Linked DNA regions of Mus musculus: regions 2, 3, 4, 5, 6 and 7 are each linked to region 1. Evidence: chromatin loops called from intact Hi-C (ENCODE). Cell type or tissue: heart. All regions are shown on one strand.

The links. Peaks named below come from ENCODE experiments on the same cell type or tissue, not always from the same donor. Only the 100,000 strongest peaks of a DNase experiment are listed, where the experiment ranks them.
Region 2: a loop joins it to region 1, with 2.4 times the contacts of the local background. A loop is called at or near these places in 2 of 42 quality-filtered maps.
Region 3: it touches region 1 in a loop (8-fold over the local background); 10 of 42 quality-filtered maps call a loop at or near these places.
Region 4: it touches region 1 in a loop (17-fold over the local background); 19 of 42 quality-filtered maps call a loop at or near these places.
Region 5: a loop joins it to region 1, with 12 times the contacts of the local background. A loop is called at or near these places in 10 of 42 quality-filtered maps.
Region 6: it touches region 1 in a loop (2.2-fold over the local background); 13 of 42 quality-filtered maps call a loop at or near these places.
Region 7: it touches region 1 in a loop (7-fold over the local background); 2 of 42 quality-filtered maps call a loop at or near these places.

What each region holds. Positions count from the first base shown.
Region 1 is chr17:71,660,442-71,664,441 of GRCm38, reverse strand. No RefSeq gene overlaps it. Among named protein-coding and RNA genes, the nearest start is that of Togaram2, 11 kb to the left of the region's middle. In heart, a CTCF peak has its summit at 1,624 (motif pointing left); DNase peaks (open chromatin) are centred at 1,481 and 1,521; H3K4me3 peaks cover 969 bases; H3K27ac peaks cover 753 bases.
Region 2 is chr17:71,719,659-71,723,658 of GRCm38, reverse strand. All of the region lies in intron 18 of Togaram2 (TOG array regulator of axonemal microtubules 2), which reads right to left. Among named protein-coding and RNA genes, the nearest start is that of Pcare, 31 kb to the left of the region's middle. In heart, a CTCF peak has its summit at 2,466; a DNase peak (open chromatin) is centred at 2,438; H3K27ac peaks cover 2,571 bases.
Region 3 is chr17:72,602,409-72,606,408 of GRCm38, reverse strand. It overlaps Alk (anaplastic lymphoma kinase), which reads left to right and starts at 2,102. Exons shown (of 29, transcript NM_007439.2): 1 at 2,102-3,381. The coding sequence starts at 2,700. In heart, no CTCF peak of the experiment used is centred here; DNase peaks (open chromatin) are centred at 1,608 and 3,058; H3K4me3 peaks cover 2,264 bases; H3K27me3 peaks cover 2,995 bases.
Region 4 is chr17:72,779,536-72,783,535 of GRCm38, reverse strand. No RefSeq gene overlaps it. Among named protein-coding and RNA genes, the nearest start is that of Ypel5, 55 kb to the left of the region's middle. In heart, a CTCF peak has its summit at 1,504 (motif pointing right); no DNase peak of the experiment used is centred here; H3K27me3 peaks cover 757 bases.
Region 5 is chr17:72,240,106-72,244,105 of GRCm38, reverse strand. The region is part of intron 3 of Alk (anaplastic lymphoma kinase); the gene reads left to right. Among named protein-coding and RNA genes, the nearest start is that of Gm41613, 110 kb to the right of the region's middle. In heart, a CTCF peak has its summit at 1,863; no DNase peak of the experiment used is centred here.
Region 6 is chr17:71,793,545-71,797,544 of GRCm38, reverse strand. The region is part of intron 2 of Clip4 (CAP-GLY domain containing linker protein family, member 4); the gene reads right to left. Among named protein-coding and RNA genes, the nearest start is that of Gm30140, 13 kb to the right of the region's middle. In heart, a CTCF peak has its summit at 3,619 (motif pointing right); a DNase peak (open chromatin) is centred at 1,764.
Region 7 is chr17:71,964,179-71,968,178 of GRCm38, reverse strand. Alk (anaplastic lymphoma kinase) reads left to right here. Exons shown (of 29, transcript NM_007439.2): 9 at 524-693. Among named protein-coding and RNA genes, the nearest start is that of Gm41613, 160 kb to the left of the region's middle. In heart, a CTCF peak has its summit at 2,263; no DNase peak of the experiment used is centred here; H3K27me3 peaks cover 368 bases.

The sequences.
Region 1 (4,000 bases):
AAGGAAGGAAGGAAGGAAGGAAGGAAGGAAGGAAGACAGACCGGGAGCTAAAAAGATGACTCAGCAGTTATAAGTCCTTTCTACCAGTACTTCCTGCCTCCTCCCTGCCCCCCTGCCCCCCAGGACTGGAACTCTGTTCCCATCAACCATGTTGGGCAGCTCACAATTGCCTGTAAGTCCATCTTCAGGGGAGCTGACACCCTGTTCTGGGCTCTGTGGGCACCTGCATACACATGGCAGACACACACACAGAGATGCACAGTCACATACATAAATAAGATTAAATTTTAAAAAAGACCCACAAAGCAAGTATACAGAGCCTGGTGATGCACTGTTGTAATTCCAGCACAAGGAGACAGAGGCAGGAGGATCGGGAGTGAGCTCATTTGAGAGTCTTGAGACTAGCTTGGGCTATGTAAGACTTTGCCTCAACAAGAAAAGACCTAAGTGCCTTGTGAACCTAAAAATGCAGGGCAAGTTTCTACAAATGAGTGCCTTTTTCTTATAAACATGTCTGCTTGCAGACCCAAAGACTTTAAACCCAAAAGAAATATAGTTTTGTAATGGAGGCGATTTCTCAGTCCATATTTACAAACACCTCTGAAACGCAGTGCTGTCCTGTGAAACTCATGAGGCACCATATGCAGCAGAGCTGGGTGGATTGCAGGAGGAGGGCCCTCATGTGACAGGACTGTCTGGCCCCTGGATTTATCTGCACACAGTCACAAGAGAAGTCTGGAAGAACACGTGCGATTACACTGGTTTTGCTTACTTCAGGATCAAAATTATTGGTAAGCTATTTCCACCGGTATATATAACCCTGGCTGTCCTGTGGTTTGTGGTATAGACCAAAATAACCTCGAACTTAAAGATCCACCTGCCTCTGACTTTCTTTTTTTTTAAGATTTACTTATTTATTTTATGTATATGAGTATACTAAAGCTGTACAGATGGTTGTGAACCACCATGTGGTTGCTGGGAATTGAACTCAGGACCTCTGGAAGAGTAGTCAGTGGTCTTAACTGCTGAGCCATCTCTCCAGCCCTGACTCTGACTTTCAAGTGCTGAGATTAAAAGTATGCCGGACTTATTCTTTTCACTTTTCCATATACTTGAAGTTTTCAAAAGTTTGGAGGGTGAAAAACAAAACTGCCGCTGAGTGAATGTGAGCAAGTCCATGCGGAGAAAAACTGTAGGTTGCTGCACAGCGCAAGGCGGTCCTCCTTATGGACATGAGGGGAAACACGCAGTCTCCAGCACTTAACTGTTACACAGTACAAGTCGCCTATGCTGCTTCTGCCAAGCTCCGGGTTTGCTCAGGCTGGTACACTGAGCATGTGTCCCGGCCCAGGACGTGAGAATATCAGCTTGGCCAGGTTGGGGGGGGGGGGGGGGTTAAGGGGGCGTTTCCCACTTCAGAGGAGCTGGAGAGAACTGGAAGCCGCAACCGGAAGACTCTGTGTCCTCCAAACTGGGATATATTCCAGCAAAGAAAGAGCTGGAAGCACCTCGGAGATTCCCGAAGACTGAACGGAGAACGTTGACAGGTTCGCTGGCGAGCATTCTCATGCAGCCCCACTTCCTGCCGGGGATGGTGCGCTGAGTTTCCCGGAGCAAGACTGACACCTTGTGGTTCACTTTGATTTTGACGATTTACACTTGGACCCCAAAAAGAAACCAAGACAACCCGACAGAACTAGGGAAGCCCTGGAAAAGTCCCATTGGCGCAATTCCACCATGTTCACGAAACTTGAGCAGCACACAAGAATAGACTACAAAATCCACAGCCAAGATGTCCACTGGAAGAAGGAGCCCCGGGTCCTGAGAACAGCCATGCTCTCTCTACCTCACCCATTTGGTTTCTTGCAAGCTGAAATCTCTTGGTTAACCGAGTCGAAGACCTCAATTCTAAGGAGTTTTAGTTGCAGGTTTCTAGAATGCATCTATCAAGCAACTATTTGTCCTGCCTTTCCTGTGAATATCACTCATTCATGAGGTAAGAGCTGGCAGGCTCTGGTCATCTGTTCCAAGGTAATTAACTACCCAAGTCTACGGAGGTGGAAGCAACAGGCATGATCTTTCCAAAGTTAAAAAAAAAAGGGCTGGAGAGATGGCTCAGTGGTTGAGCGTTGGCTGCTCTTCCAGACAGCTGTCTGAACCTCCAGTTTCAGATCTGACTCCCTCACATAGATATACACAAAGACAATGCAGACACAACAATGCACATAAAATAAATGATTAAAATAATAATCTTTCTTTTCTAAATAAAGAGAAATGTATTCAGTTATAATATTCCGAGAAATAAATTCTCATAAACCTATTGGCTGGCCAAAGAGCAAATCAAATTTCCATAGGACTTATGTTTAACTTGTGGTCAGGAGGGTTTGCCGTGCGAAACTTGACCTGAAATCTGTAAAGCCAAATGAGAGGCAACAAGATAGATTTATGGAAATCTCAAGTACCATAGCCTGTACCCGGAATCCTACCCATCTGCAAATGTTATCATCTTTATCAAATCTGCTGCACTTAGAGTCACCTGGGAGACACTCTGGGCGTGGCTGTGAGCATGTTTTCAAAGAGGATTAACTGAGGAGGAATATCTCTCCTTGGTTACCACCATCCCATGAGCTGAAGCCCCAAACCCAAGGAACAGGAAAAGATACAAGAAGTGAATGAACACTAGCAGTCATCTCTTCCCACTTCCCGGAAGTGAGCACGGTGTGACCAGCTGCCTCATTCCTGCTGCCGGGTTTTCTGCGCCATGATGGGCTACATACCCTCAAAACCTTAAGTCAAAACAAGCCACGTTTTCTGAAGTCAAGCATCCAATTCAGCATCCTAGAAAGATGCTGGCACAGCACCTACACTGGATCATGAGGGCCCAGGAAATGTCCTTATTTTACCAGGACACTAAAAGCAGTCTATATATCATTGATCAGGAAATGTTCCAACAGTCTGAAACTCCAGGGTGGGACAGCGTCTTAGGGTTTTACTGCTGTGAACAGACACCATGACCAATTCTTATAAGGAGAACATTTAGTTGGGGCTGGCTTACAGGTTCAGAGGTTCAGTCCATAATCATCAAGGCAGGAGCATGGTAGCATCCAGGCAGGCATGGTGCAGGAAGAGCAGAGAATTCTACATCATCATCTGAAGGCTGCTAGAAGACTGGCTTCCAGGCAGCTAAGAAGAGGGTCTCAAAGCCCAAGCCCACAGTAACACACTTCCTCCAATGAGGCCACACCTCCTAAGAGTGCCACTCCCTGGGCCAAGAATATTCAAACCATCACTGACAGGGATTTGTATTGGAGTCCCCACACCATGAACTGATCTGGACACAGTTGAACACTGCAAAGTAGTTTTGTTCCTAAGTTAGTTAGTCCTCCAAAGTACATTGCCTAAAAAAGCTAGACCACAGACAGCTATAAACAGTACGATACCATCTATGTGGAGAAAAAGAACCCAATTGCATCTCACCAGCACAATTGCATCTGTCTGTAGATCCACGGAAGAACTGCTACCTCTGCACACAGTTGGAAGAGGATTCGGGGTGGTGGGCAGCAGGGCACTGGCCTAAGCCACAGCCTCATCTTCTCTTTAGAGCAGTGGCTCTCAAACATAATGCTGCAAACCTTTAACACAATTCCTCATGTTGTAATATTATTTTTGTTGCTACTTTGTAACTGGAATTTTGCTACTGTTATGAATTATAATGGAGATATGTTTTTTTTCCAATGGCCTCAGCCAATCCCCATGAAAGGGTCATGACCAACATGTTGAGAACCACTGCTTTAATGGTATGCATTCCACATCACTTGCCTGTAAGCCTATCAGCTGAGTTTGAGCTCACAGATCTGCCCACCTGTTGTCCTCTGACTACACACGACATGAGATGCAAGTGTATGAGTGTGTGCATATACACACACATACATGCTCACACAAAGAGGAGAAAATTTTCTACCATTATACAATGGTTACTGCTGTTACAGCTTTGTCTTCC
Region 2 (4,000 bases), 59 kb before region 1:
CCCACACCCAAGAGTGGGGGCCAGGGCAGGTGTGTGTGTCCTGGTGCCTTGGTTGATTTTCTGCTCCCATATTTTAAAAAAATGAACAATTTATAAACAATAAAGCTTTATTTGGCTCAGGGTTTGGAGGCTGGAACATCCAAGAGTAGGTACAAGCCTCTGGTGAGAGCACACCCAAGGTATAAAGTGGGCAGAGGCCCTGACATAAGCAACTCCTGAAGGTCCACAAATAGATTGCCGCAACCACAGGAGGGTTTCAATTGTAGTGTGGTTTAGAGGAGGTGACATCAAAGCAAAATGCCTAAGGTCAAGAGGCGTGGGTTTAATAAGAGGGTGGTCCCATGTAGCACTGCGAAAGCAAAGCACTTCTCCCTCCTCCGTCCTCTCCCACATGGCTCAGCCCTGCTCCTGGACCTTGACACCGTCTTCCGGGTCCAGAGAGAAGTGCACCTGGGCAAGTCCTTGAAAATTGACTACCAGCAGATCAACCAGGCGCTGCTGTGGCAGCCAGCATACAGCAGGTGCCTCATAAATGCTTGCAGGGTACATGGTACATGTAGTTGACGGATACTTGTAGGATATAGGTGCTTGGAAAATGCTTTCAGAGTACGCCTGCCTGGTCACTGTTTACAGAGTAGTTTCTCCTGGCTGATTTGTGAATGCCAGAATAGTTTACACACGCACTTGGTCTGCCATGATTTAGTCACCTCTGTGAAGACTCGCCTTTTAGGATCACATTTAGATTTAATGAGACAGGAACACATAGCGAATGGGTACAGATTCTGGGTACAAGTTGCCTAGAGACTCTTATTTAACTACAGAACACTGTATGAGCTACTCCTGCCCCTCTATGCCTTGACTTGCCTATCTATGAAATGGGAATAATCCCAGTTCCTTTCTCATTGAGTTGCTGTGAGAATTAGATTGCTTAACTTAATGTTTAGGATTGAACCCATGTCATAGAATCAATAATGTATCCCCTTTGTAATGAGTTCTATTACTGTCCTAAAATTCTCACAATGGAAACATCAAATAACAGGCCAGAATCTTGATCTGGCTTAAGGTAGCTCAGCAATAGAATATTTGCCTAGCATGTGCAAGGGCTCTGAGTTAGTTCTGTTCCATTTAAAAAGAGAGAGTGAGATGGTGGTGGTGGTGGTGATGATGATGGTGGTGGTGGTAGTGATGATGATGTTGGACTCTAATATTTGAAAGGCTAAAGTCAGTACTCCATTAGCTTGGTCTACATTTTCAGAGGGTTCTTTTTGCCTCCCAAGGAGGTTATGATTTGCTATGCAGTGAAAAAAACACAAGATACTGTGCTATGAGAAGAAAGCAGGCCTAGCTAGTCGGTCAGAGACCCTGATCTCCTTTGGTTCCCTTCTCTACAGAGGGCTCTCTATGTGTTATCAGACTTGCTTCACTTAGAGAAGCCCTGGGGCCACCAGGACATTTTATCTTCAGACTACTGGAAAGCCACAGAAGAACTGTGGGAGTTGGAAAGAAAACAAGCAAAAAAATCAACAAGCATTTAGCATCTTTTACTTTAGTTTTTTGTTTTGTTTTGGTTTGGTTTGGTTTGGTTTTGTATTTTTTTTTTTTTTTGAGACTGGGTCTCATTGTGTAGCTCTTGGAGTTCTACCTATGCATATTTGCGAATGTAATTGTGATGTTATACATTTGAATTTGCATCCTGTTTAAGCAAATCAGAGCATGAGCATTTCAAGCCACAGGCTGCCCTGAGATAATGAGCTTAGCTTAGGTGGGTGGGTCAGTTCCCCTCCTTGTAGTGTTTCCTCGATGACCACACCCAGTTTGGGCCTCTTGGAGGACTGTAGTGTGTTCAGTTACTGACTTACGATGACTGTTTATAGGCGGTCAAGCCACTGTCACATTGCCCTGGTTTTCATACTTTCCCAAAAGACAACCCTCCTAAGGGTTAGGGAGATGGGCGTGTCGGGAAAGCACTTGCCACACAAGCGTGTAGCCCTGAGTTCTATGCCTAGAATACACAGGGAACAAAGGCCCGGGATGGTATTGTGTCCCGACACGGGGGAAGGGAACGGGTGGATCCTTGGAGCTTGCTATGCAGCTTTTCCAGGTCCCAGGGAGAAATCCTATCTCAAAAAAACCAAGGGAGACAGTTCCCAATGTCTGTCTGAATAGAATTAAATGAAAGAGCCTATATCCAAATTACATTCTCTTGTGGGTTTTCTCTAGGTAAACTTGGACAAATATGAACACTTACAGAAAGCAGGGATTTTGAGTGTTTGGTATATTGGAGAGGCGTCTGGATCCAGACTCTAAGCCCGTTAACATGATGTCACTCATGTGATTTACAGACATTGAAACTCAGAGAGCAGACAGCAAAACTAGATCCAAGGCCACCAGCACCCCAAGCTTATCTGGCCTCTCCAACACCAGCCAGAGGCTGAGCTAAATTAAGAGAGCTCCTCTGGGCTGTGAGAAGCTGGAACACCAAGGTCACCTGGGGGAGGCAGAGCTGTCTGCAGCCTGAGGTTTTCATCAGGCAAATGTCTTCTACAACTAACCTAACAGTAACAGAGCCCAAAAGGGCCAACCAGTCTGCTCCGGCACTTCCTTAATCCTCAGAAAAATTCCCCTGAAATCAGGTCTCAGTGTCTCACAGGAAAGAAAAGGCACTGAGCCTCTCATTCAGAGAAACCTCAAAGCAGGAAGTGGGTGATGAAGGGCAGGGGCCAGGGTGCAAGCTGCCCAGGCTCCTTTCCTGAGATCCCTAAGGGATCAGCCACAGAAGCCAGCAGCCGTCATATCAACCAACACAACATCCAAGCTTCTGACCCTCAGGAAAACCAAGGAAGAAACCTTGTGGCTGATGAGATGATGCCACCCCTGAATCTCACAGTGGAGAAGCATCTTCAGACTCATCCTAGAAAAGCCAGCCTCCCCATTATTGTACCATCTGGACTTCATGCCAGAAGACAGCAGCCTTGCTTGGCATTACTCTTGATCCTCCTGCCCTGCAATTAGCAGGAAACAGACTGCAGCATGCTGTGCTGACACTCTGGCCTTCCACATTTAAGCATTGCCCAGCATTTGACTGAGCATCTCCTGCCTGGAGCCAGAATCTGTGTGGACCATGAGGAAGCAGGTTGGCAAGACAGCATTTTCATATGAGGAGTCCAGTAGACTAGAGTCACCAGGCTTGGCTGGGTGGTTTTCTGTCCCTACTACCCAAGGCTCTGCAGCTTTCACCTAATCTCTTGGGCAGTAGGAAGTTTGGTTACTTGTCACCTGGGCTAAGCTCAGCTCATTCTAGGCAGATGACAGCCTTTCCTGGGGCCAACATAGTTCTACCCTGGCCATTTACTAGGGGTGATTAAATTCTCTATGTCACTAACCTAAATCCTTAAGCTTGTCACTTTATGGACAGGAACACCTTCAGGATCAACATTGCTGGTGGGACTGAGGTGTGTTTCATAGTAAACCCACTCAGCCCAGACAACTCATTGCTACACCTGCTGGAACAGCCTCCCCATTATTGCACCATCTGGACCACTCAGAGTCAAGATACCTCACTGCATCATGTAGCCTCCACAGGAATTTTTGTGAAGGATTTATAGGGCTCCCTTGAATCTTTGGGGCCAATGCCATTACATTCCAAACCTCAGCAATGATCTGAGTACAGAAGAAGATCCCCGGCCCCACCCACCCACACATACATCCCCTGCATCATTTTCCCAGAGCCTCTAGCTAGTGGACCAGAAGGGCTCTTTCCTGCTGTATCCAAGAGGACTTTGTCCCAACAGGGAGAACTGAATGGCTGAAACTCTGCTTGCAGCATGCTGATCTCCAAAGATGCTGATCTGTGTTAGGAGCTTAGTCCTCAGTTTGGAAATGTTGGAAGGTAGTAAGACTTTCAGGATGTAGAAGTTAGCATAAAGTAATGAGATCATTAAAAACGTTGCCCATGAAGATTAATATAGCCCTTGAGAAGTGAATTAGTTTCCATGATGTT
Region 3 (4,000 bases), 940 kb before region 1:
CACAGTCCTTGACAGATTAAGAGTCAATTCGCCTTTGAACAAGAGTTATACAGACAGGAAAGACATGGAACAGGGGTGTGAAGGGGCTAGTGTTTTGATCCTTTTCACGTTTTAGATAGAAAGATTTTTTTCCTGAGGGTTTTCACAGCAGAAAATTTGATGAGAACCCAAACATACTATGAAAATAATTAACTCCATGGTCTTCTTCCTTCCCCAAGATAGGAGCATTTTTTTTTAATTCTCTTTTTTTCAAATCTCATCCCTTAAACAATTAAGTTGGCTACATATGAGTATTTCACATATACGGCTGAAAGCCAGACGTTCACTGAGAAGTAGTGTTGTTTGTTTGTTTGATTGGTTGGTTTTGTCTTTAGGGTTTCACTGCTCATCATGACAGCACAGTTATGGGAAAGACCCTGGCCTTAAAGGAGCAGGGTCTCCACTTGGCTGTTCTCGCATGTGGGGCAGTGAGCAAGATACTGCATCTCTTAGAGCTGGGTGAGGGAGGGTCCACTGGACAATGTACTGGGACACTGGGAGAGCTAGCATGAGTGAGACAGTCAGCCTTGGAGAGAAGGGACTGAGAAATTTGTGTGAACTAAAACTTACCCTTATCTGGGCTTCTGGTGACACACAGCCATTATCTGAAAGAAAAGGAGACTGGAGGGAGAACCTGGCATTTTAAGTAAGTGAATAAATAGAAGGCCTTGAGTGTGTGTGCCACCGCCCCACACAACCTTCTTCCACAGAGTCATATCCATAGCCTCTGGCCTGCTACTCATGGACCGCTAGGGCAAAGTAGCAGTCAAGAGGACTGGAGGGTGGGCTTGGAAGTCTCACATGAGCAAATGATCCAGAACTGGAATTAAAAATATCCGTCTCATGTGTGGTGGTTTATGCTTGTAATCCCAAATCCCAGCACTTGAAAAGCCGGAACAGGATTTCCAAGAGTTCCTAGTCAGTCTAGGCAGTGTAGTGAGTTCAAGCCCAGCCTGGGCTACAAAAACGAGGTCGTATTTCAAAAAAGGCCAAAATAAAAAAAGTGAATAAACAAATAGTGTCGTGGTGGGGTGGTTGCTCAGCGGCAGAGCGTTCGCTTGTCTTATAGAAGGCTCTGAGTTTCATCCCCAGTTTCTGTCTGGAAACCTGTGCAGACACCATTATGAGAAAACCAAGTGGCTGACAGGTCTGACAGCATTTGTTGCGGCTAAAGCCGAAGAAGAACAACTCAGGCTCTCAGGAATGCTTTCAAATAACAGGAGTGTTGGAGAAGGTTCCCTTTCAAGGCTCCAAGGCTCTTGAATCTTGCAGGGCCTCGCTACCCCTGCCTCCTTCTGGTTTTTCTTTGCCTCCAGATTTATTCCGGAACCTGCTCCTCTGAAGTCGGACACATTTAATCTGTTAAATGTATAATTAGACAGAGTGTTTGGTTGCAACGATCGCTTCCAGTTTTCCCATTTATCCAAAATACTCTCTTGTTCGCACAGCGGAGAAATAGGGCAGGCAATCTGGAGGAAGGAACAGGCACCAGCAGCGGGAGGCGGGGCGGGCTTGGTGCTTTTCTCAATGAATACTGAGGCCTCTGCAGATTTGCATAGGAGCAGATCTCGCAGCGGCATTGGCCGGCGGGCTTGGAAGGGGGCGGGGCCGGCTGCGTGGGCTGGGCGGCTGCGCTGAGTTCGCTCTAGAGCCCCGCCCCTCGCGGAGGCCCCGCCCCCCTTCGGCGCGCGCTCGCGGCACTGCCAGCTGCAAGTGGCGGGCGCCCAGGCAGATGCGATCCAGCGGCTCTGGGGGCGGCAGCAGCGGTGGCAACTGGCACCTCCCGCTGCTTCTGTCCAGCGGTTCTCGGGGGGGCAGTAAGACGTTTTCCGTTCGCCCCCTGGCCAGTCAACAAAACCGCGGGCGCTGCTGGTAGGTGAGGAGGGGGCTGGCTACATTGCGGGCTCCTCTGCCCGGAATGTTTTCACTAGTCGCCAGCGGCCAGGGCCGCCCGGGTGCTTGGGAGTGAACTCCGAGGAACCAAGACGTCGGTGACGGCAAGGACGCTGCAAACTTGCGCGCGTGGAGGCAGCGGGAGCCTCCTCTCCGCAACGCAGAGCTCGTGTTCACGCCCAGAAGTTCAGCGGGCAGGGTGATCGATCCGAAGACTTCCTGCAGCGGAGGTCACTTGAGGGGGCGCTAGAAAGCAGCCCCCTCCGGTGGTCCTTGCCTAGACCTGGGAAGGAGCGCAGAGGAGGTGACAGGAGCGGAGGACGTGGGCAAGACAGTGACCGACTCGGAGCCACGGTTCACAGCCTGGAAAGTTGCAGAAGATTGGAAGCTAAGAGGAGAGCTCTGGTCGCCGAGGGCTCCTTGAACGGTACCTAATTGCCACCTCCCTGGTCCCTGAGCAAAGGCCTCTACAAATGGGGCGCAGCACGGCGAGAGGCGCAGGATCCAGCTGTTGAGCCCAGGGTGTCTCACTGTCTCCGAACTACCCCCTGACTTTGTCTTCCGTTTTGCTGAGAACCCTTCTCGCCTCCTTGTAGCTTGGGAAAAGCAAGGGCGCTCTATAGTGTACACACAGTCCCTGAGATCTAGTGGAAGGAGCCATTCAGGACCAAGGACTATTTGGAGCCCTTTCCTGTTTGGGGGAGAGTGAAGGGCGAGGCTGGACCAGCAAGGGAAGGGAGACTAGTGTAAACTCGCCCTCCAGCGGGATGGGAGCTGCTGGGTTCCTGTGGCTGCTGCCTCCACTGCTTTTGGCAGCAGCCTCGTACTCCGGAGCTGCAACCGATCAGCGCGCGGGTTCCCCAGCCTCAGGGCCTCCTCTGCAGCCCCGGGAGCCGCTCAGTTATTCGCGCCTGCAGAGGAAGAGTCTGGCAGTGGACTTCGTTGTACCCTCGCTCTTCCGCGTCTATGCCCGAGACCTGCTGCTACCGCAGCCACGGTCCCCCTCGGAGCCCGAGGCTGGCGGGCTGGAGGCGCGGGGATCACTGGCCCTGGATTGTGAGCCTCTGCTCAGGCTGCTGGGGCCACTGCCTGGAATCTCCTGGGCAGATGGAGCCAGTTCTCCTAGTCCCGAGGCGGGTCCGACGCTGTCCAGGGTGCTGAAGGGAGGCTCGGTGCGCAAGCTCAGGCGTGCCAAACAGCTGGTGCTGGAGCTGGGCGAGGAGACGATTCTTGAAGGCTGTATTGGTCCCCCAGAGGAGGTAGCGGCTGTGGGGATACTCCAGTTCAACCTCAGCGAGCTGTTCAGCTGGTGGATTCTCCACGGCGAAGGGAGGCTGAGGATCCGCCTGATGCCTGAGAAGAAGGCATCGGAAGTGGGCAGGGAGGGAAGGCTATCCAGTGCGATCCGAGCCTCCCAGCCCCGCCTTCTCTTCCAGATCTTCGGGACGGGTGAGCAGCTCCCACTAGAGTGTGTTGGGATTTGCATTTTTAGTTATACGACATGTAGACACTGCTAACTAACTCTTATTCTTCTAGCCCCCTTTTCATCGTACTTGAACTTAGACCCGTGGTTTCTTTTTATGTGCTTAAACATAGTAACTTCCCAATAGAACCTTCTCTCTCTCTCTCTAGCAACCAAGTTGGGAGAAAAGTTTTCCAGTGTTGGCAGAATGCCTTCCACTGACTTACACACGATCCCACTGGATCATAATTGGATGCCCTCCTTCCTGAGCTCTGAGAATGGCTGAAACGTCCCTATAACGCCCGAGTTCCAAGTTACGGGACCTCACACTATTGCTCTTTTTTTCTTGACTCTTGTTTCTCTTCTAGACGACCACCTATTTGGAGAATGTGGTCGAATTTCCCAGAGAATAGAGAATTCCCCTTAATACTGAGTCTCAGCCAACTGCCTGTCCCTGTCCCTCCTCTCCAGTGCTGGCTAACCCAGAGGTTCTCTTTTCCTTAATTATTCATTCTGCCACATTGGACTCCCACCTCCAGACTGTTTACACACTCAGACTCTCGATGTTCTCAGATGTCCCAGGAAAGTCCCAGAGGAACTAAGGAA
Region 4 (4,000 bases), 1.1 Mb before region 1:
TCCCACCTTTTCTTTAGCATCCTTCTAAGCTTAGGGCAGAAACCCCTAGGACACAGTTCAAAGCTCTCTCAACCATCTCCCTTCAGTTCTCTTAGAGCACATGGATTCTCTTGGTTTACTGAGTTCATATTTGCATTAAAGGTTCAGAAATCTGAGAGTGAGGCATGCCTGTAATCCCAGCATTTAGCAGGCAGAGGCCAGCTTTGGCTGCATAGGAAGACCCTGTCCCAAAAGAAGGTTTCTGATATCTTTCTTGTAGTAGGAGATAGCTATGGTAGGGGTTTCTCTCCATCAGTGTCTGGCAGTATCTGGCCACATTTTTGCCAGAGATGTAAGCCTGTCACGTATTTTGTCCTCTGCCTTCTGGATAGGCTACATCTCTGTTTTATGCTCGCCTCTTCCTTTGTCTGGAGAGTGAGCAGCAGGCCTGCTTACTCATCATCTAGTTCTGCAGTGTGTGTTTTAGTCTTTGCTTCTCTTGGGCTGTCTCTGCTGAGAAGAGAGAGGCAGAGAAACGTGTTCCTAGCTTTGCCAACTTCGAGTTATGGTGTCAAGATTTTCCTGGCATGCCTCCCATTCCCCCAGCCCTTGAATGGATGAGCGTGAGTTCTGGGTGTGATTCCCTTGCTGAGCTAATACGTGTCTGACTTCCACAGAACCAGGAGCTGGCCATGTGCTTGCCATGCCTCGGCTCTTCCTTTGACTTGGCTCATCAGCCAGGCACTGGGGTGTAGGCTGTAGTTTCACTGAACACGATTTCCCATTCTTTGGGAAGGAAGTTGTGTGGAACTGTGTCTGTACTTTCCTCTCATTCTAGGTGGTCTAGTGATATTCAGCACTCACAGAACTACTCAAAACTGCAGCGTTAGGAAGGTGTGGGACGATGTGTCCCTGTCAGTTCCCAAAAGATATCCTCCTGCTGCATGCTGCCTGCCCATTCCAGTCTTGCCCTGCACCGTGCTTGTTGCCTCCTTGAATAGGATAAGTATGTCTTCAGCCAGGAATCTATTGTCTACTCACATACTATGCCTGGTATGAAGTAAGCACTAGAATCTTGGTGACTGAATGGCTTTGGGATGTCTTAGAACCCAAATCATAGTTCATGTCTAGGCCCCCAAGATATGTGGACTTTGGATGCTTAACTGAATCCCCAAGGCATGTCCTGGGTAGGTTCCAATGACATACTGCTACAAAGTGAGCGCTTCGCCTGGATCCATGAGACCTGGCTTTCTGGATAAACTCTGTCACCTTTTTGTCTTCTGTTTATCAAATGGAGCTGCGACAGCTGGCTCTGCCTCCCTTGTAAGGACATGCAAGGTAATACAGAGCCTTACGATACCAAGACATCTTTTTACAGGTCTCACCACTTAAAAGGAAGGACGGCTGGTGCCACACAGGATTCGAGAGGGTTCATTCATGGTCACCAATTCCTGCTTTTAGCCTGACTTGTTCTCTGAAACTGAAGCTGGTGGCCAAAGATGATGTTGAGAGTCTGCAGTGATCTCTGTGGCCACGAGGTGTCACCCTCAGCCTTAGAATGGTAGATTATTACCTCCCTGCCAACCATGGTTCTCTGCAGAGAGCCTGGTTTCCTCTGGGTTCCCAGTGCCCACTCAGACACTGGCATCAACACTGGAGGCTATCACAACCGTCCATCACGGCCCTCGTTTCCAGGTGCAAGGTGCTTATTTAATTCTAATTTATTTTAAATTTTGCCTAACCAGTGCATGACTAGAAATGGCCAAAAATGTTCATGAATTTAATTTCAGGACCCAAAGCCAGCAAATTTAGAATTGGTCATGGTAAGCCCTCTACCACTCACTTCCACATTTTTGCTACTAAAAAAATGTGTTTTTTAAAAAATCACCGCCTCAGGATAACCTAGTTAATGTAATAATAGCAAGACCAGGGGGAAGAGACCCCAAACCTCACCAGAATCCCCCAGACAAACGGGATCCTGGATGGTCAGGCTCAGTTCCATCTTTCTGGTCTTTCTTAGGATGTTTTTCCTGCTGACTGCTCTCTTCTTTTAAAACACTGTCCTTAGCTCTTGTTCCCTGTTCTCCTCATGCTGTGCATGTTAGTTTCTTGGTCCTCCAAGGTCTTTCTTCACGGTATTTCACCATGTCTCCAGGCACCTGCCATAGCTTTTGTTCTTCTACCTTGTACACTAGTCATACCTTGTAGTAATATAGAAATCTACATCTCACTCCCAGACAACTGTGTATTGTCCTCTCTACTGGAGGATATCCTCTGCCTTGGAGGATATTGCTTTCAAAGCAGCTCAGGTATTTACATGTAAATACATTAAAATTTATTCACCTTGGGTGCCTTGTTCCATCTGTTTTGTTCATTGTGTATTGTTGTATAACTACCACCTTAAGATATTCAATTTCTGTGATGGTTAATCTTGGTTGTCAATTTGACTGGGCTTAGGTATACTTAGAAAATGGGTAAAGCCAACTCTCTCTGTGTGAGAGTTTTCCAGAAAAGATTGGCTTGTGGTATCGGCAAACTGAGTGGGGAAGCCCCGTCCTTAATGAGGACAGCTGGGTGGGATATTGTAGCCACACCGACGGAGAGAAAACAACCAATAGGAAAGCACACACACACAAGGCTACATCTGACTTGAGTGTGCACAGCTTTCGCTGTTGCCCTTGTCAGCAGATGCCATACTCCAGCTTTCTAGACATTTGAATGAGGAATTGCACACACCCCTCTCCAGGACCAGGCCTTCAGCCTCAGACTGACGACATTGAACTGAACATCATTGGTTCTTCTGATCTGGGGCTTCTGTCTTCATCTGAGCAGACATCCTGGCTCATCAACTCCAAGGTTTATGCCAACTTGATACACAAATTAGAATTATCTGAAAGCTGGGACTACATAATTTCCAGCTATAAGGCATTTTCTTAATTAGCGATTGATGGGGGAAGACACAGCCCATTGTGGGTGGGGCCATCCCTGAGCTGGTAGTCCTGAGTTCTACAAGAAAGCAGGTTGAGCAAGCCAGTAAGTAGCATCCCTCCATGGCCACTGCATTAGCTCCTGCCTCCTGGTTCCTACCCTGTTTGAGTTCCTGTTCTGACTTCCTTCCATGATGAACACTTATTTGGAAGCATAAGCCAAATACATGTTTTCCTCCCCAACTTGCTTTTTGGCCAGAGTGTAGCATTATAGCAATAGAATCCCCGACTAAGATGACCACTGTGGCACTGTCCATATTCTAGCCATTTAAGCAAATTTAATAAACCTACTCTTATAATTAATTATACATCAGTCTTAGAACAGTTATTTCTGGCTCTGTGTTCTCTCATCTTAACATTCCTTTTGTTCCTTTGTCTGGCCCTCAGCTGCACAGATCTGATTCCTGTTGCTGTGTTGTTTTGCCTTTTCTGTAATTTTGTGAAAATGGGACCTTATGACACTTATATCTCTTGTGCTTGATCTCCTTTCCTTGGCCCAATTAACACCTTCAACACCTTCCCAAAACCCTATTTTTTTGCTTTTAGCCTGCTTTCTTGCTAGTGATAGTGTCTCTCTATTCATTCTGGTCCCCAAGTCATCAAACTGGCTGCTGGCCTGCTGCTGCCTCCCTTCTCCCTTCTGCTCTGCCCCTCCAGAAGGTCCTCCAGCCCACTTCTCCCCCATATCTGCTCTCCTCTCCATCCTTAAGGTCACTGAGGCTGCCTTTGCTGCTTGCTGGTCTAACTGATGTCCAGGTAAGACCTCTTGAGCCTTCCTCTGACAGCCACCAGACCTAAACTGCAAATCTGATTCTTTAGCTTCAGTGTTGCCCAACAGGCTTCTTGGTTAGCAAATGGCACTCCACACTTACACCGATTCCTGCCTAAAGCTCTGTATCTGTTTTCAAGGCTGTCCTCAGTGTGCTTGCACTCAGCTTGCACTCAGCCGTTGCTTGTGACTTTTTCTCAAGGGCTGAGCTCACTCTTCCTCCATTGTGCTGTTTTCTCTACCCGGAGTCTTTCTCCTCTTCCAT
Region 5 (4,000 bases), 580 kb before region 1:
AGAGTAGGTTGTTTGATTCTCTTAAGGTTGAACAAAAAGAAACTATCGAGGCTTGTAAACCACATAGAGGCTTAGCTAAATAGATGGTGACCGCAGGACTTGCTGGGATTAACAGTGATGGCATCCCTGGAACTCGGTCTTCCTCAGATGGAAAGAGGGGCTGTATGGAGCCTGAGAAAAATGTAAAACTCTTTTCCTCTCCATGAGAATAACTGCAGGGATCCAGCATAATTGTGAGGCATGAGCTGCAGATCCTCGAAGGGGATGCCACACAAGGGTCAGTCATCTTAAAGATGTGCCCAGGGTCACATCACTGCCCAGTGATCGCTTTTCCCACTGAGCCCCACTGAGAAGATAACCACCAAGCCAGCTTACAGATGAGAGTGAACCATCTTTAGAGTCAAGTCTTAGCCTTCCCTCATCTTCTTTCCTAACCTGCAACCCACCCACCTAGAGGAAGTCTTCCTCTTCTCAGAGGCTATGAGATCACTGTAGAGAGATGCACCTCTGGGGAACCGTTTGCAACTTGGCTCTTCCCTGCAGAGCATTTGTGGCATACACGGAGACCACTGAGCAATGCCTCTCACAACTGACACTTGGAATAATATGCTCTCCCCCCACCCCCGAAAGGATGCTACCCACGAGGAATTCCTCACTCTGTGCAGGTCTCAATTTGATTTTTCTTTTCCCTTCTCCTTTCCCCAGCCCATGCCTCTTGGGCAGTGACACTTGTAGCCTCTACAGAATGTAGTGGTGAGGGGAAAATGTCTCTATGCTGTTGACAAAAGAGAAAAGGCGCTCTGTTCAATCAACTGTGAGGGAGACTGAATTATTTATATCTACTGCCTTTGTCAGTCACCGCGCAAGGTAATTTCATTGCTGAATTTTAAGTTTTTTCATTAATTAACCACTTTTTCAGTCCACTGCTCCGCAGCTAGGCACCAACCCACTGCAGAGCCATTTCTGAGGAGGGCCGAGGAGAGGGCTGCGGAGTGATCCCAGTGACATATGGGTGGTTTCTGTGGGTTTGTTTTTTCACTGTTACTTTGGCTGTGTGCTGAAGCTGATATTGAATGTTTCATTTAAGGCTCGGTCTCACCCAAACTGTCTACGATTCAATATGTCACAATATATATGTTGCTAAATCATCCCTGTGTCATCTTTCTTAACATTCTGTTATTAAAGCCCATTTTTCATGGTAAAATATTCCTCCAGGAAATGGCAGAAGGTACGCACATCCCCAAGTCCGCTGCTTAATTCTAATCGGATGAACCTCTTTAAAAAAAAAAAAAAAGGAAGGAGGAATTGAGAAAAATGGAGCAGAATCAGGAAAATGCTTTTCTTAGAAATAGAATGGGATTTAGGCTGGAAAGGAGATTCACAAGAAAGGTGACATTTTACCTGAACTCTCTAGATAATTGCCTCATCTTTTCCTCTCCTCTCAGAGAACACAAAGCTGGCCAGGCTTGCCCCAGGAATGTTTTGTGACGTGGCATGCCTATGAAACATCTTTCTGAAGACATCTTTGGGGATGAGAGTCTTTCAAAGATCTTTCTCAATAGAAACACAGGAGGTAAAACTGTGTCAACCCAAGGGGTCTGCATGAACACCTACTGTGTGCCAGGCTCAAACAGGTGCTGGGCACAGGGAGAAGAGCACAAGTTCGGTCCCTGGCTGGTTCTGAGGAACTTGAATGAGATACAGTCAGTTGATCCTGATAGCTGAGTCTTGGAACAGTCAGGCTTTCTGGGGTCTGGTTCTTTGAATTGATTGTCAGTCAGCCATAGGTAACCGGACTGCAAAGAGGGATGGTGAACGATCAGTTCTTAATTCTGTGAGAGGGCAGTTCCCTGTAAGGAAGCTAGGGGGCGGTGTGGCCCGGCTTCTGCTGCAGCATTCTTCTTAGGCATTGTCTTTGGTACTTTCAGTTACATAGGCTACTTTGATGGTGTGGTCACAGAAACACTTACATAAGTCAGTCTGATCAAAAGCAACATAGTTACTGGAGAAAATTAATAATTAGAAAGTTGTTCCCAGATACTGGTGACAAAGTATCCATGCTTTAAGTCTGGGGACTCATCCTCTCCCACACTCTTGTTTTTCTTTGCATATATTCACATGCACCATCTCTCTGTCCCTCTGTAGTGACGCTTAGGGTTCTCTTTTCAGTTAAATTATACCATAGCGACCTGCTGAGACCTCTGCTGCTGATCTTTACCCGAAATCTTACTCTCCTGGTATACATTAGCTCTTGCATTATCTAACTTCCTCCTGAAACTCTCTCCATTATTCTCGCCATTGGAACCCTGAAACTCTCTCCATTATTCTCGCCATTGGAATGAATATGTTTTATTCTAGAATACTCTGGAATGTACATTTGAACTCACTCCCCAAATCTTTTCCATTAGCAAACTTTGAATTGCTGGCCTAAGATTTTTATCAAGTGTTAAGATGTTTGGCATTTTCGCCCTTGAAATCTTCTATGCATTTACATTTCTACCAACAACTTATGTGGTAACTTGTTTCTCTTGCTTTCCTGGTCTCTCAAGAGTTCACTTGTTTTGTTTGGTTTGGGTTTTTAGTCCTGAGATTCGAACCTAGGGCCTTATGTACTTTACCACGGAGTTATCTCCATATTTCTTTTGTTTTTCTATCTTTTGTTTTGAGATAGATGCTCACTAAGTTGCCAAGTTGACCTTGAACTAGTAATCTCCTGCCTCAGCTTCTGAAGTAGCTGAAATTGTATGCCTGAGCCATCAGACACAAGGATGGTTCACTTTTTAACATGTTAAATATATCTGGGAGGGCCTACCCCCAAATACTAGCCAGTTCCATTAGGATAGGGGTCAGTGAACCCAGAATATCTTTCTTCTTCTATGAGGATACAGGGAGTTGACTTTGTTACTGTTGCTGATGTCTTGAAGACAAAGAAGCACACTAGTGACTCTTCTTTGAAGCTCTAGACAGCTCTGTATGTATATAAGGGGTTGAGGGTGCAGGATGTGGCCAGTCAGGTCCATCAGTGACTCATGAGAATGTATCCCTGGTGAGCGGCCACCATCAACAGACTGGAATGAACGGCTTGCTCTAGCAAAGTGATGCAGGCAAAGCCGCCATCCAGGATGGGTTTACACACAGTATCACCTTTATCTGGTTTCCAGGCCTGGTTCTTCTCACTGCCAGTGTGCAGCTCATCTAGATGTAACTCGCCATTGAGAGCAATGACAGCTGATACTGTAATGAGGCACCCAAGGTAGTGAGGATGAGTTTGCTTCTGTCACATAAAGTACCAGGTGTTAATGGTAGCCCTTCCCACCTAGTCATAGATTTTTTTTTTCTTTCTTTTCTTCTTCGGTTCCTCCTCCTTTTTATAACAGCTCTAATTTAATCTCTCCAATATCAAACTCATTCGCGAAAGGTAATAAAATCCTCTCAGGAATAAAACAGGGTTTATGTTGAGAATAACAATCTATCAATTTTGCAAGGCACTATTAAATTGCTGCTGTACAGTAGAGCCTGGGTGAGGCAAGGCTTCCTTTTGTGATATCACCTGTCCTTCCAAGGGATAAGCCAAAGCTAGGAGAACATGGCTGCTGGAGACAAGGAGAGCTGGTGATTGAGAGCCTCTAGCGAGTACACAGAGCTAGAGGCCATGCATTCTTGTTTTCTCAGGCTCCCTTCAGTGGCTACTAAACATGTCTTCTCCACAATCTACCTGCTTGTTGCCTGATTCCCAATAGTCCATGTTTTCCCACTGTGTCGCACCCTCACAACCGTACCCCCCCCCTTAGCCTTGCTAAGTAGCAAAGGATTGGATGTCCACCCTCCTGCCATCCTGGGCTCATCAGGTTTGCCAGCACTAGCTCCTTGCTAGCGTGATGTTTCCTTTCAGTTGTAAGCGTGATTCATTTAGAAAACCAGGCATTATGAGACATAGTCTGTATGGATGTTTGCAGAGAGGTTTAACTGAAGAGGGGAGACCTACTTAGTGTAAGCGGGG
Region 6 (4,000 bases), 130 kb before region 1:
GAAATGTGTCTAGAAAGTATGAGATGGCATCCAGCAGTCTAAAGGGCGCAGGCACCGCAGCGGAGGCGAGGCAGCAAGCGTGATTCTTACGGCAAGAAAGGACAGGCCCAGATGGCTTCAGGAGGCTGGAAGGGGAGAGGACCCTAACGTGAGCACAGGGCCAACGCTTCAGCTCATCTGTCACTGATCTCTGGCCTGCTCTTGGTGGCCCTGTGGGGGGGTTTTAGTTTCCAGGAATCCTCCCAGGAAATGAAGGTTCTGAGTCGTGGAGGTGATTTGGTGTGCCTTTTGCCATCTTTGAATGCTTCGGGTTTTTAATGAAAAGAACCAAGGGGTTTTTCTCATCTTCTTTGAAACTATATGGCTTTTTTTATTTGTCTTTGAATTGTCTGTTCCTTTGGTTTAATGGGAAACTGTAAAGATGTGACTCCATTTAATGTCCTAACTTTTTTTTTGTTTTGTTTTTTGTTTTTACAAACTTCTCAAAACTCAAATTCTAAAGTCACTCTGACTTCACATTAACTTTGGGGTTTTTCAGAGGAACAGAAATTTTCCAAATGAAAATGATTTTGTTCCCTTTCCAAATATGTATGTGTATGGAAATATATGTAGACATTTATGAAAATATATATGTATATGACTATACATATACATACACATTTATACATACACATATACCTACAGAGAAGCCTGAGAGATGTTGAAGTAATCAGACTCACTTACATGGGAAGAATTATCAAGCACAAGTAAAACCTATCAGAGGCTGATGTGGTGTCCAACCGAGTGGCTTAAATGCTGACAAATAACAAGAGCTGCTTAAGCTGGGCGTGGTGGCACACGCCTTTAATCCCAGCACTCGGGAGGCAGAGGCAGGCGGATTTCTGAGTTGGAGGCCAGCCTGGTCTTACAAAGTGAGTTCCAGGACAGCCAGGGCTACACAGAGAAACCCTGTCTTGGGGGAAAAAAAAAAAAAGAGTTGCTTATAACATTTGACACTTCACCTACTGTATTATAGACAAGTGATTGACAGGTGATAAGTAGGCCCTGGTATGACTTACAATTATACATATATATTGTATGTAACAGCTACAATTCAGGTTATCTGAAATGTTACAGCAATAACCACTTTTGTACATCAATCACACTATACTGAACTCCCACTGAACCTTCAGCCATGTCTTAGCTCCTGAATCACCTACGGATTTTTGTATTTTATTACACTGTCCCTCTGAAAGCTTTTATAAGCATGTATTATAAGCATGTATTATACAACTGCGAGAGGATTTATGCAAAGCCTGCAGATTATAGGTTCCTGGTAACTTAAACACTACTGGGCTGGGTAAGGCCCTGCAGAGTCCTCTGGAAAGCTAACTGACCATGGGGCCGTGGGCCTGAGCTCAGCAGAACAAGACTCCAAGGACTGACCGGGTAACTATGCTCATGACTTTGCTAGAAAAGTTTCTGCCACTTCAACGTTCTGTTGTCCAAATTCAAAGTGCCCCCTTTCCTCTTAGGACCTGAAACTTAACCGCCGTTTGGACACGTAAGCCTTTATAAACAAAAGCAGCGGCGTGTTTTCTTTGCTCTCTGACTCATCCCCAACTGACTGGATGCAGAACTCACAAGGTCTTGCTGTGCACACTTCACTTTCAGGGCCCTGAGCTCAGGAGAACTTGATTTTCTCTAACAAGTCGCTGTGTGTGAGGTTTTGGCTTGATGTCTTGGCCTGGAATAAATGTAAAAGTCTGCTCGGAGACTCCACATTACCAGCCGGCCTGAAAAAAAACCTGGCTCTCTCTATGGCCTGACACCCATCAGATATCGTCAGAGCTCTGGCTGGGATTGCAGTCTGAGCAGAGGCAAGAGCTGGTTTTTCTGATGCATTTCTGGGAATAACCAGGCCAAGTTGAAATAGACGAGATGTATTTTACAAGCAAGTTAGCTTTACCGTGATTGTGTCCGGCAAGAAATGTGGGTGGAGGAGAAAAGGGTGGTGACTCTGTGGAGAACTGTGATGTCAGCCTCTGCGGCCTTAGCTATGTGTGAGCCTTGCCAGGTTCTGTGTCCCTCTAGCTTTCTCTCCAGTGTCTGGCCAGCTGACATTTCCAACTTTCTGACAGTGCCCATCCTCTGATTTCTCCAACCTGAAGCTGAAATATACAAGCGAACAACCTCAGAGAGACGACCGCTACAGCTCACGTACCACTAACCTACATGCCTGCAGCTATGGAGGTTAACTCAAGAATTTGCCAAAATGCTACACAGCATGACTAAACACTCAAAGCCCTGTCCTCAACTTACTGCCCAAAGGTTCCAGCATGAATCCAGAACCCTAACTGCTTATAGCATGTGTGCCAAATATTTACCGCGAGCTGTCTCTTCCATACCTGATGGCTACCGTCTATACACTGGGTAGAGCAGCAGCTCTCAACCTGTGGGTCACAATGCCTTTGGGGGTTGAATGACCCTTTCACAGGGTTTGCCTAAGACCATGAGCAAACACAAGTGCATTAAAATTCCTGACAGTAGCAAAATGACAGTTATGAAGTAGCAATGAAAGTAACGTGATGGTTGGGGGTCACCGCCCATGAGGAACTGTATTAGAGCCTTCCTGTGTTAAAGGAAGGCTTAGAAGAGGCTTAAGAGTCTTGATGCCTCCTGAAAGGAGATACTCTGGTGCTTATCGTGTACTCAGCGACTGTAATGGCGGCTGTCGTGAAAAGCACTAATACAAGATGTGAGGGTGAGTTACCACCAGGTCTCAGAACTGTCCCTATGATCTGCTTCCAAAGACAATGGGTCCAAACATCAGAACCTGGTTTCCCAGAAGAGACACCAGCCAGGGTTGCGCTCGAGTCTCACTGGAAGGAGCCTTTCGTATTACAAGAACCTAGAGAGTCTTCAATAGAACTGCATGAGGTACCACATGGCCCTGGACGACTTACCAGAATAACTGGGTAATCTTCCCTCGGGTGTCACGCTGTGCAGCTGTCTCAGTCCCACTGCACAACATCCGGAAAGCGCAAACTGGCCCAGAAAGGTGATGCCTGGGTCTGACTGGGGCTTACTTGATCTTTTTAGCTGGTTCGAGATAGGTAAGTGGACGCCATGGCTTCAAGGGAGCCCTGGGTGTTGTGTACCACCCTCACCCAGGAACTCTCACAAGCTCCCTGGGCAGTTTCATCCTCCTGACTCGTAAACCTTTTTAAATCTTCACTAACTTGGCAAACACCTCCACAGGGATCAGACAACAAAACTGTACAAACAAGAGTCATCAGAAGAACCTGCTGAGGTGTGGCTGGGCATCCTACAGATCTGCAGATTCCGGGGAAAAGGGAGGAAGGAGAAGAAAGGACTGAGAAAACGCCTCCGAGGTGCTACCATCAAAACAACAGAGAGGAGTCTGGGGAAACAAGTGAGTTAGCAGGTTCCACTGGCTCTTATTCATGAACTCGGCTGTGCTCCTTACCCATGGATTTTATTTTTACTACGCAGTTTCTTACCAAGAAGTTAATAGATTTCATTTCTCTGGTTCAATTCACTCACCCATCCACTAGTCACTTGCAAAGGCACCAGATATTGCTTTTTCTTTTGCTTTATTTTATGTGTATGAGTACACTGTCGCTGTCTTCAAACACACCAGAAGAGGGCACCAGATCCCATTACAAACGATTGTGAGCCATCATGTGGTTGCTGGGAATTGAACTCGGGACCTCTGGACGAGCAGTCAGTGCTCTTAACTGCTGAGCCATCTCTCCAGCCCCAGCACTGAATATTTCTAATGGAAAAACTTCTAAATATATGAGTACACGCCTGAAAAGCGTCTTCTGCATGCCCTACAAGAATGTCCATCCTTTTCTGAGAGGAGAATTACGATTCCCCAGCAATGAACTTCCTGGTTGGTTATCAGTCCTGAAATCATATGCATATGAACAACACTAAACAGATACGGCAGGTTGTGTGTGTGTGTGTGTAAAACATTAACAATTAAAGAAGAGGC
Region 7 (4,000 bases), 300 kb before region 1:
AGAGAGAGAGAGAGAGAGAGAGAGAGAGGAAGTCTCCCATTAGCTAACATGTGATCTGACACTGTTCAAACAACACCTGTAATTATTAGAAGGAATACAAAAGTCCATTATTCCTAAATCAAAAGAAATTGAATGGGAAAAAAAATCACCTCTATTACATCACATAGTGAGTTGAGACCATAGGCAAAAATCTTTGGGTATCCTTAAGGAAGCTCGCCTGAATAACCCTACTGGTCTAGTGCAGAGGTAGAATCACTGAAATTTGGGGTGATATCATCAGCCTCAATGAAGCTTCGGATTGCTCGATGGTGGTTCCTGCCCAGATCCTTGAACTCCAGTGAAAGTCCTTTGGCAGCTGTTAGCAAGATCAGGCTGTGGGCATCAGCTGCCTTTGCTGGATCAATTCAGATGAGCCTCCAGCAAAGTCCTTTAAGCTTCTGCCGGGGCTGCAAGGATACTTGAGGTTTCCGTGGTACAATAACATTTTAACTGATGTGTGCATCTCTCTCTCTCTCTCTCTCAGCTCCGCATGTCCTGGCTCATCCGCGGGGTTTTGAGAGGAAACGTATCTCTGGTGCTGGTGGAGAACAAAACCGGAAAGGAGCAAAGCCGGACTGTCTGGCATGTCGCCACTGACGAAGGCTTAAGCCTGTGGCAGCATACAGTGCTGTCCCTCCTCGATGTGACTGACAGGTGAGTTACTATTCATTCCCCCCACCCCACCTCCTGCTTTGTTTTACCCTACAAGGCACAGTGCTGACCTGGGAAGGTCTCACACTCCCCCATGCCCTTTATCTAAGACGTTTGATTGGTTGTTTTTTTCTCTTTGCTATGACAAAGTACCTGACAACTTAAGGAGGGAAGGTGACTTTGTTTGGGTTTTACTGCTGTGAACAGACACCATGACCTAGGCAAGTCTTATAAAGGACAACATTTAGTTGGGGCTGGCGTACAGGTTCGGAGGTTCAGTTCATGACCATCAAGATGGGAGCAGGGCAGCATCCAGGCAGGCATGGTTCAGGAGTTGCTGAGAGTTCTACATCTTCATCTGAAGGCGGCTAGTGGAAGACTGACTTCCAGGCACTTAGGATGAGGGTCTTAAAGCCCATACCCACAGTGACACCCCTACACCAACAGGGCCATACCTTCTAATAGTGTCACTCCCTGGGCAGAGAATACACAAACCATCACAGAAGGGTTTATTTTGGCTCGTAGTTTGAGGGTTTAAGCCATCATAGCAGGGACAGCACAATGACAAAAGCATAAGGCAGCTGGTTACACTGCATCAGAGATGAGTAATCATAGAGCCATAAAAGCTGGTGTTGGCCTGGCTTCTTTCTTTTACTTCAGCCTGAGACTCCTCCCCATTGGATGGTACTGCCCTCTTGGATGGTAGTGCCCCATTGGATGGTACCGCTCCATTGAATGGTTTTAGGTTGGGTCTTCCCACCTCAGTAAACCCAATCTAAAATCCTTTCACTGACAAGTCCAGAGGTCTGTCTCCTAGGCAGTTCTACATCCTGTCAGGTTGGCAGTCAATATTAACCACCACACCCATGTACACACAGAGACATGCACATCTCCTGCCAATTGCCGGGAGCTCGAGATTCTTCAAGGGATGGCGCACTAATGAACACTCATCTCCTGCAGCTCTCACCTGGCCTGATTGGCTTTCTTCAGGATCTGTCTGTGGAGAGAGCAGAAAATGAGGCACTCGAGCTACTACCAAATGATGCTCGGGTTTCATATCTCTATGGCATTTTCTCTCACTTGATGGATGTTGCCTTACTTCCTCTTATTTCCTCTCATTTCCTCTTTCCTCGTTAACAACAAAACCTTAGTGGGTGGGGAAGCTCCATCACTATTCTCCACCGTTCTTTTAAAGAGGAAAAGCTGAAAAAAATCAAAGGAGCAAAACAAGTTTGTCTCTGAGCCAAGACTGGAACCAGGGGGCGGGGGGGGGGGGGGTACTGCTCTATTGATTCAGCTCCAGAGGCAGGTTGACATAGGGAGATGCCAGACTCCTCACTGACCAGAGAAGAGCTTCTACCAGGGACCCTGGTTCTTATCAGACTTTACTACCAGTAACCTCTGTGACCTTGGACAAGAGCCTTGACTCCTTCCAGGTTTAGTCCTTCCCACTTCCAAATGGATATGGCTGGATTACCAGATCTCCAGCTGCATGGGGCATTGGATTGGAGCCGAAGCCTGTGGAGTTCAGCTGTCACTTGTCTCCCTAGGATGGCACTACCCTGCCACCTGCAGTCAGCCTGGAGCAAGCAATGCTTGAGTTAAAAATGGCCTGGCACAGCAGCATGTCTGTGACACTCTGCTGTGCTTTACTGAATATCCCACAGGTGGCACAGACATAGCCTATAGCAAAAGGCAGGGTGGCATCTCACCTACAGGGTAGACTGGAAGGGAAAACCACCTGCTATTGGCTAAGCATCACGCTCTACCATCTAGTGCAGTCTTCACAATAGTCTTACAAGAGATACTCAAATTACCATTCTGGTGAACCAACCTTTGAAATACAAGGACCAAAGGCTCAAAGCAGGGCAAAGAGTGATGCCTGTTGTCATGAGGCTTCGTAAGTGTGGAGCTGGGCTTTGAATTCTTCTCTCAAACCTCATAATATGCTGTTCCTTGCCACTTCTAATGGGAACTCTCCTGTCATAGAGAAGAAACCCCCTTCTAACTCAGAACAGCATCCATCCTCTCCTTCCAATGTATGTGGCTTGATGATCAGAGCCCATAGATGTCCCCAGGCTCAATGACCCTGGGACAAATGGATTTAATTAAAGTGGAGGAAGGGGAAAGTATGAGTGCCACCTCCATAGGCCGGTATTTCATCCTTGGGGACTGTGACAGTCACACACAGGGATTGGAACCTTGCTGGCGGTGCTGGAGCCATCCCTCCTGGGAGATGTAAAATTAATTCTGACTGTTACCCCTTCTCTCTTCAACCCAGCAAGTTCTCTGTTTCGTAGCTACTCCAGGGGATTTAAAGCAAGGAGGACGTTGAGTCCACTGGCTCCCTTCCGCAGGAGATGCATTTGAAGGAGACTTTGTTCCTAGCCTTCCTCTTCCCCCCACTGATGGTCACTAGCAGACTGGTATTTCCAATATTGATCCTGAGGCCAAAGCATCCATTTGAGGACTCAGTGAAGATTCAGACAAAAGCCAGCTTGGTTCACAATGCACCGTGACCTAATTCACACATAATTACAGGGGGAAGAAAATGTCTCCATTCACAAAAAAAAAACGCCTGCCAGCCACCAACTTGTTCTCAAAGCTAGAGGCAGTGTGGGAGGCACGCAGACCGGAGGCACAAGATGAGGAAGCGCAGGTGAACTGTCTGATAGTTTCGCTTGCTAAACTCAAACTAGACTATAGCAGCAACGGAGAGGAAGTGGGACAGCAGCGTGTCCAAGTGAGCGCAGGCTTTCAAGTGGACGGTCCCAAGCTTAGTTAGTGGTGTAACCTCATCCCATCTATTGAAACTCCCCGAGTCTCACCATCCCATCCTGTAAGCAGTACTTCACCAGGTTGTTATGGGAATAAATAATAGGATCGCCAAAAGAATCTATACATAACGGGGTGTCAGGAGGTTTTCAGCATCTTTTATTCTAGCCTCTAAGTGGCTTCATAAGTAATTTATTGAACAAACAGTACAAATCCAGCCACTGATCTTCCATGTTCTGCAAAATGGAGGCATACAGCTGTCTCTGGTTTGGGGAAGAAAAGTGGTGAACTCCTCGGTACACACTAAATGCTTCAACACTAAAAGCTGCTAATAAGGAATATTACTAAAAATGACAAACTTCTCTTCCCCCATCACCTGCACAGTGCCTCAGAGGAGTCTGGCATAGTCATCTCAGAAATGATAACGATAATGATAACCTCAAAGGTGAGGTTCTTGTGAGTGCGTAAATCGTAGAAGTCCTGCAACTTCTTCTGACCTCCTCCCAGGAGAGAGGCCACCCCAGCTGCCTGGATT